Regions from separate parts of the Homo sapiens genome. Here region 2 is linked to region 1. A link is a contact called in ENCODE Hi-C or POLR2A ChIA-PET data. All regions are on one chromosome and are shown on one strand. The core of a region is the stretch at or near the end of the contact, and the rest is flanking DNA. Distances in the headings are between cores, read along the strand shown. Region 1 has its middle 130 kb from the start of LINC02817. Region 2 has its middle 71 kb from the start of LINC02817.

Region 1 (4,424 bases), core at 404-2,903:
CAATTCAGAAATTTATGGATCTTGCCATGTCCTTCTAGATTGATGGGAGTTATAAAAGCCAAATGCAATTTAGAAATAGCAAAAATAGTCCAGGTGCAGTGGCTCACGCCTGTAATCCCAATACTGTGGGAGGCCGAGGTGGGTGGATCACCTGAGGTCAGGAGTTTGAGACCAGCCTGGCCAACATGGAGAAGCCTCATCTCTACTAAAAATACAAAAAAAAAAAAAAAAGAAAGGAAAAGAAAATTAGCTGGGCGTGGTGGCACATGCCTGTAGTCCCAGCTATTCGGGAAGCTGAGGTAGGAGAATAGCTTGACCCCCGGGAGGCAGAGGTTTCAGTGAGCCGAGATTGCACCATTGCACTCCAGCCTGGGTGACAAGAGCAAAATTCTGTCTCAGAAAAAATAGCAAAAATATTATTTAAAAAACTACAAAGAAGTACTAGTCTATCAGAATTTGATTTCTTAATCTATTAAGGAAGTTTACTCTCTCTAATTTGATTTGTGACTTAGAATTATTCTAGGACATTTTAGAAAAAGGCTAATACAAGCACAATACACTTTCCTACAGCTACAGTGATATCACACTTTATAAAGTGAGGTGCAACATGTTTGGGACTCACCATGTTATCTTTGTTAAACCCAAATACACAAAAGCATCCAGCCAGTAAGTGACAGTCTGGCTACCTGTCCTAACTACCAGTCACTTTTGTTCATCCACATATTCACATTTTCCTTAACCAGGATACTTACTGTCTCTATTTCTGTATGACATGATTACAACTCTGAGAAGGCTTTTGTTCTCTAGTATTTGGAATCCTTAAAAGTACTTCACTTCGTTGTTAGAAATGAAGCAAAATTGTAGTTAAGAAAATTGTTGGGACTATAAAAACATTTGGCTCCTTTTCCCTGATCCAGAAGGTACTGTGTGTTCTTTGGATCTCAGTCAACATTTTGGGCAGTTCCAGATAAGGTATCCAATAACTTCACTTTGTGTCCCCATTTTTCTTGCCCTCATTCCAGAAAAAGTTGGATAGCTGCCTCCCAAATAATTTTATTGTGAGGGAAGTTATTATGAAAACATACTCCACTGGTTTTCACTGACCTCCAAAACACACTCCCTAATTAAGTGCAAATGGGAAACTGACTTGGGAGCAGGTTGTCTCTGATTTTGGACTTGGGAGAAGTATTAAAGTTTATGAACTCGATACGCAAGCTCCATCTGCCAAATGAGGAATTTCTTATTTCATTTGGTGACCACACTGAGATTATATAATGCTCCTCAGAAAACTCTGAATGCTGAAGATGCGTAAACCATCTGTCTATGTTGAAAGGTCAAAAAATGCACTGCCCCCACAATGTGTCTCTGGGCATAACTAATTATTTATCCAGAGAAATTTCATCATAGAGTTGTTGGGGTTTTTTTAACATTGAATTTCTACATAACCATAAAATTTTACAGTACTAAAGAGAGAGTGATCATATTCATGCTCTCACATCCTTTTACAGGAGGCTAGGGTTAGTCAGCTTTAATATTTAAAGAAACCTGAAGACCTGGCACAGAGAAGTGTGAGAAGCAGAGAAAGGAAAGCAAACAATTTCAGCTCTGCCATCGCATCTTTCCCTCCCCAGCCAGCAGGGGGCAGTAGTAACAGAGGAAGTGAAGCTGGCTTACTTCTGCGACTGAAGATCCAGAAACAAGGAGAAAGGGTGAAAGTTGCATGAGGTTTCTCTGCTCTCCAGTGACCCACCCCAGCCCCCCACCCCATTGGTGGGAGTAGACCTCAGGTGTACTTCTGAATTCCAGTTCTCCCATGGTACCAGCTTAAGTTATGACAGATAATTAACTATGTTTTGAAACCATGCTATAAGCCAGGCACTGTGTTAAGCACTTTACATGCATTTTTTTATTCCATCCTTTAGCAAAGTAGGCTAAAGTAGGTTTTGTTATCATTTGTGTTTTAAAGATGAGAAAACTGAGGCTTAAGAGATTAAGTAACTTGCTCAAGGTTACCTAGTTAAAACTCTAGCCACTAACTAGTAAAGAAAACTGCAATATTCATCTTTAACCCAGGGATTGAGTCTTATGTTTATTTAATTTGTTTTTGTGTATTTTTTCATTTTCTAAATTATTTAATCTGACAAAGATGCAGGTATTTTCAGTTGTTTTAATACTCAAAGGGTAATACATGTAATACACAATTATCAGGTGAATTTGAATGCATCAGAGTAATTCAAGAGAAGGAAAAATTTTCCCCAAATTATCAAATTTGCTAACAATGGTGATACTACTGAGTAATGTTATTAACTCAGATATTGTACAGTCACTCTTTCTTTTAGTAGGGTAGCTACAAATTGGATTTATATCATTTGTTGCCCTCTGTAGTCATTTTGCCAAAATGAAACACTCTCAGTTCAGGGTTTATAATCAGACAGACAGTGTTCTCATATCAGCTCTGTGCTTCCTTCTCTGAGCCTCAGTACCCTCATCTCTAAAAGGAATCATTCATACTTTAGGACTCATTTGATGGTTGTGAAGGTTAAACAAGCTAATACAGGTAAAACATTTAGCCTGACTCTGGCATATAGGAAGTAGTCTATAACTGCTATTATTCTGACTCAATGTCAAGCTTGGAAAACAAGTAGAGAATTCAAACAAATGTCCAGCTATTTTGGTTCTGGGTGCCAAAAGTCCAGATGTTTGAGAAACCTCAATTAATAACTATATTTGTTGGTGCTCACTGGTGTAGTTGGCACAATGTGATCACAGGTTACATTTGAGGGCAAGTGGGGGTTAATGTTCTCCCCATTCATGCACAGTTGTCCTTTGTTAGGAACTAAAAATACAAAGGTATAAAGGTTTCCCTTTCTATGTCTGCCGAAAAGATTACCGACAGTCAAGAGGCAACTTTTTTTTTAACAAGCACTTAAATTCCTTTTAAAATCTTAAATGAAAAAAAAGTATTTATTTCCTATACTTTCTTTTCAGCTTTCAAATATATCAGAAAAATCTAAATACAATCCAGTTTTCTTCACTCTAGTCTAATCCTGAGCAGCCCAGCACTGAAAATAAAGATATCCTTTATTTATAAGCATATCTTATAAATAAAAGTTTACCAACCTCCCATAGAGTTTGTGTTTCCAGGATCTTCATTGTTAAATCATTATTCAAATCATAAAAGTTGGGAAGAGACACTTATCCTTTGCAAAAAGCAAAATACAGCAAATGCATCTCCAACTCCTTTGAACTGTCTGGGTTATGTGAAAAGGATAGAAGTGTAGCTGATTCATCCACACAACCCATCTGTTTTCTGACTGGTATCAGTCAGACACCAGTCATATACTACCCCCTAAGTTCAAATGGGATTGGAGTTAGGAGGTCTAGAAACTAGTCCTGATTCTGTGACCTTGAGGAAGTCCTTCAACTTTCCTGGGCCTCAGCTTCCAAGCAAATAAAAACAAAAGGTTTAGAACATGACATAATTGCTATTAGTGTCCTGTTAAACCCTTGTCTTCTATAACCAAGATCTGTGGTTACTTGATCCAGTTGGGGGTTGTAAGATGAGGTAGACAGTCGTCAATATAGTACCTGAAGTCTACTCTTTCAGGGATAGCTCAGAGGACAACACATCAATTTCATGTTTCTCAGACAGGTACATGTGACCTCCTGGATCCTGGCCATGCTGATAGTGAATATGCAAGGCCCCAGATAAGCATAAATTATCTTCCTGGTGTATTAATTATTCTTAAAAATGTTTGAGGAAAATTTATGTTTGTGTTAAAAAGAATAATTTATTGTATAGATTTTTAAATTCTCACAAATGTGTAAGGTAAAACAGGAGGCAGTAAAGGTATTTGTCACTAGGGGTGTGGCTTCTTTAATACCTCTGACATCCTCTACAATAAAAGTACTTTGGTGAAAACGTATGTTAGATAATCAATGGTCATATTTGGAGAGTAAATACACTATTGCTTAGCTTTCTTTCTGAGTCCATGTCAACTAGTGAGTGGGAATTTTGTTCTAGAATGGTAGAGAATCCTAGGATGGGATGGGGATCTAGTGAAGGCCTATAGAGAATGAAAGAATCCATCAAAACTGGTTGTTTCTCAGTTTTTTCAAAGGCAGACTCCTGGACAAGGTGGTTGTCTTTGAAACACCGTTCTCTGAGACTGTTTGCTAAATCAAAATTTATCCCCTGAGTCAGCTTCTAAATAAGTTTTGTCATCCCTGAAAACCCAAATTAATGTTATACAAAACCATAGGAGCTATCCTCCATAACTGAATCATTATCTTACTGGTAAAACTGCAAACTCATATGGTGTTTGCCTTGTACTCTCTTCTACTCTGCTAGGCAAGCATATCCTATATAATTTTACTCCCAGTTCAAACTCCCACAGGATCTGAAGCCCGTTTCCTTGTCTGGT
Region 2 (4,421 bases), core at 1,367-3,866, 61 kb before region 1:
GCTGAGTGTTTGCACATTTAATCTTATTTATTCCTCACTTACTAATAACTATCACTAAGTACCACAGCAAGGATTCAGAGTAAAGATTGCCTGACTCCAGTCTCTGTTAGTCCCCAATTGCCGGGAGACATGGTCTCTGTGAGTTGGTTAATAGTCAGTTCCTCTACCTACTCAATCTCGGGGAGTCCAAGTTTTCTCCTATGTAACATATATAAAGGCTACACAGTTACATTGTTATGAGGATTACATAAGATAAGATGAGAAAACATACAGCCAATAGGTGCTACTTTAAAAAAAAAATTTAGTCTCCTTCCTTAAAAATAAGACACTTGAAATTCTCAAGGATCTTACTTTGCCCCCAGTGTCTCCCTCCGTCCGCTTACACTGCTTCTATCCAGAAAAAAATAAATAAATAAGAGGAAGGCCTTGATGATGTTTACAACTTCTGAAAACCCCCTACCTCAATCCCTTCCTCCGATATTATTTCAAAGGCACAAAATCTGGGCTTTTACAAAAGTAAGCCTCAACGACGTAGTTCAAGCAGATGGTCCATGACCCCATCTTATCCAAATGTCAAGCCTTTTCCAAAATCAGCAGATCATGACTCATTGGTGGATCACAAAATTCATTTATTGGTTTGCAATAAGCATTTTTTTAAAACAAAATGAAATAAAAATAAAACAAAATAGATTTGGAGATATCAGAGTTTATCACACACTGGTAAGTAAGAGAAGTTTCATTTTGGGTAACTTTTATTTCAGTTGTGTTTAGTCTCTGTGCACTATGTTCCAATGTGTTTCTTATTTTTATGCATTGATGGATTTCTTGGAGATGGGTGTCAGAATTAAGGAACTCGTAAGGAACTAACTTCTTTTGTAACCTAGGCCAATATAAATTGATACCCTGATATTAATTTTGTTCAGGGGTTGCCTAAATCTTTTTAGCAGTACTGATCCACCTGTGACAGAGTTTAGGATCTAAAATTAATTTATCAAAAGAGCGAAATCCAAAAGTCCAAGGGGAATGGTGTCTGACTTCTCCATTAGTGATTTCTTGTATAGTTCCTGTCTACAGCACCTATCACTTCATCCTCGGTATTCTTCAGTAAATTTAAGAGGGCTTTACAACTTGATGGACGTTACAAGAGTGTTAGGAGAACCCAACACAGGTGTTTTTTTAAGTGGTGCTTTGAAACCCACGACTCCTAAGTTTCACAAGGATAAGGTCCATGATTTTCTCAGTTATCCCATATTCCCAACCCCCTTAGTCACTCTGCATTCCCAAAGCCCAGTACAGTGCCTGGTACATTACAAGAGCTAATTAATATTTGCTGAATGAATTAACAGTAAGTGTAGCTCCAGATGCCAAAGCAAAATGAGGATTTCCCTCTGTATTCTACTGGTTTTTATTCAGTATAAGAGTGAAAAACTCAGCTAACTTTTTCTCTGCCAGAAATATCCCTAACAGTACAAGAACAAATTCAATGACACCACAAGGAAACAATCAGTCAAATGTACAGTATGAAATATTTCTATAGACAAAAATCTTGGTATAACCAACAGATCTATGGCATAAAACTAGAGAAGGAGAAGGAAGAGGAGGAGGAGGAGGAAGAGGAGAAGAAGGAGGAGGACCTGTTGCAAAACAAAAGAGACTTAAGGAAAAAACAACTAATGCAATGAGTGGGTCTTGTTTGGATTCTGAACTAGTAAAAAAAATATTGAGGTAATCAGGAAAAAAATTAAAATGGACTAGGTATTAGATGACTAAGGAATTACCATTAATTATGTTAAGTGTGATATTGGCATGGTGATTATGCTAAAAATAGAAAGCTCTTATCAGCTAGCAAAGCATGCCAAACTGTTTACAGAGAAAAAGACACATCTGTCATTTGTTTTTAAATCTCCAAGCAAAAAAGACAGGCATGTGTGAGAAGAGGATTTGATAAAATAAGATTGGCCAAATGTTGATTAATGTGAAAGTTAAAGGACAGGTACCTTGAGGTTCATTACAGTATTTTCTCAAGTTGTATACATATTTGGAAATTTCCATACTAAAAAGTTATATAGAGTTAGACCTAGCGGGTTACAAACGACAACGTAAAACTTCAAGACTATGATTTCATGCTGTCTTGTGTAATCATATTCCAGGAGGACCCAAGACAGCATTTACTGGGCTTTGTATGCCGACTTTGAACAGTTTCCAAATGTGGTAATCTGATGTAACTTGCTCATTATTTTTTAAAAATAAAAGATCATACGTGCTGTTAGAAGCATCAAAACTTCATTCTATTCATCTGGAGCAAAATGTTCCTCCCAATACAGCTTTTCCTTGAAAGAGGAGGAGGGCAGAGAGAGCCTGGGGTGAGAGGTCGGAGAGGAGAAACGACCATTGAGTTTTCTACTTTCCGCAGAATGGCAAGATCCTTGGGGAGACAGTAAATTGAAATTAAGGCTGTTTCAGGCAGCCTACAGGATGTGCCTGCAAATGTTAGACATATCGAAATGGTGAAAAAGTCTGTGTGTGCCCATTCATATGAAGTGAATGCCTTGTAATGTGCTCCAGCCCCTGGGAATGGTGGCTGGATTGAGAAACGGAGGCCGGAAGAATGGGATGGATTTGACATAAGTACTTTTAAGTGCTCTGAAGGCTGGGCTCCTCCCTGTGGTTTAACAGCAAAGTCCACTGGGAGCTACAAGGAAAGAGCTGAGTGAATCCCTACAGCTTTTCGTTTTAAGGATAACAAACCTTAAAACAGGTGTGAGCTCAGAAAGATCCTTTTTCTTCTTGTTTTTAGAGTCTTCTGTAACCAGCCAGCTCTCTGTGTATTATTATCATTCCACAGAATGAGGTCTGGGGTAGGGGAAGGGAGGAGAGGAAAGAGAAGCTGAATAAACAAAAATTGCTCCGAGTGACTAATATTCATTAAGTCCACTGGTTATGCGCTATGAAATTTATTAAACTGTGGTTTCCAAGAGAATGTATTAGCGCAGCTAATGAACACAAATAAAAAAGAGGCCTCCAGGAAATGGTTTCCTGGACCTAGATGAGACTGGTGAGTAATGTGACAAGACATTAAAATGTTAAAAGCTTCTATTTTAGTCTAGAAGGCTGATTATTGGAAGGGGTTGCCTTCAGTGGGGGAGGGGAGGTAGGAGAGAGAATGAGAGTCTAACTTGTGTGAAGGAGCTTAAAGCTTTGCATTTGTATTCACCAGGCAAGGAGGCTCTGTGCTGAAGGCCTCTGAACTTCAGTGCTGCCATCTGGTGGAGAATGAGCTTGAGATACTGTAGAAAACGATGGCAGCCGCCATCTTTAAGATGTCAGGAATTGAAACACAGGACACAGAAATACTTCACTGTTTCCTGAGTGGCACCAGTGGAATCCTTTGTAACTGTGGTATCAGAAGCAAAGAAAAACACTTGCACAGTCCCTAGCTATGCAGAAATATGGCTTAAATACTGTATAAAGAAAACACAGCTATCTCATTCTGCTATTCCATTCCATCAGGATTTTAGCAATTAATTTTCATGAATTCCCACCTGCAGTCTTAGGCTGAAGTGTTAGCACTCTTAAAGACATTTGTTTCATAGCTCCCTCCAAGATGGCCAAATAGGAACAGCTCCAGTCTACAGTTCCCAGCGTGAGAGACACAGAAGACAGGTGATTTCTGCATTTCCAACTGAGGTACAAGGTTCATCTCACTGGGACTTGTTGGACAGTGGGTGCAGCCCACAGAGTGTGAGCTGAAGCAGGACAGGGCATCGCCTTACCCAGGAAGCGCAAGGGGTCGGGGAATTCCCTTTCCTAGCCAAGGGAAGCCGTGACAGACAGTACCTGGAAAATCGAGACACTCCCACCCTAATACTGCACTTTTCCAACGGTCTTAGCAAACGGCACACCAGGAGATTATATCCTGCACATGGCTCAGCAGGTCCCATGCCCACGGAGCCTTGCTCACTGCTAGCACAGCAGTCCAAGATCGAACTGCAAGGCAGCAGCAAGGCTGGGTGAGGGGTGTCTGCCACTGCTGAGGCTTGAGTAAGTAAACAAAGCAGCCAGGAAGCTCGAACTGGGTGGAGCCCACCACAGTTCAACAAGGCCTGCCTGCCTCTGTAAACTCCACCTCTGGGGGCAGGGTATAGCTGAACAAATGGCAGCAGAAACTTCTGCAGACTTAAACGTCCCTGTCTGACAACTTTGAAGAGAGTAGTGGTTCTCCCAGCATGGAGTTTGAGGTCTGAGAACGGACAGACTGCCTCCGCAAGTGGGTCCCTGACCCCCGAGTAGCCTAATTGGGAGACACCTCCCAGTAGGGGGTGACTGACATCTCATACAGCCGGGTGCCCGGGCTTCCAGGGGAAGGATCAGGTAGCAACATTTGCTGTTCTGCAGCCTCCGCTGGTGACACCCAGGCAAAC

What was found. A loop is a pair of places that touch in the nucleus more often than their neighbours do. ChIA-PET counts read pairs that join two places held with the same protein, here RNA polymerase II (POLR2A). Pooled maps may share reads with other maps.
Region 2: a loop to region 1 is called in a pooled map, with 2.0 times the contacts of the local background. The contact joins two enhancer-like sites. A Hi-C loop is called at or near these places in 2 of 168 maps with a recorded cell type or tissue (PC-3 and heart right ventricle) and 1 of 50 pooled maps. POLR2A ChIA-PET finds 5 or more read pairs at or near these places in 1 of 52 experiments (WTC11).

The regions. Positions count from the first base shown.
Region 1 is chr1:221,200,865-221,205,288 of GRCh38, reverse strand. No RefSeq gene overlaps it. Among named protein-coding and RNA genes, the nearest start is that of LINC02817, 130 kb to the left of the region's middle. Within about 2 kb of position 1,653, at least 10 of the 41 ENCODE cell types and tissues checked have a DNase peak (open chromatin) inside an H3K27ac peak, as active enhancers do; they include heart right ventricle, where a contact is called at or near this core.
Region 2 is chr1:221,262,793-221,267,213 of GRCh38, reverse strand. No RefSeq gene overlaps it. Among named protein-coding and RNA genes, the nearest start is that of LINC02817, 71 kb to the left of the region's middle. Within about 2 kb of position 2,616, at least 2 of the 41 ENCODE cell types and tissues checked have a DNase peak (open chromatin) inside an H3K27ac peak, as active enhancers do; they include heart right ventricle, where a contact is called at or near this core.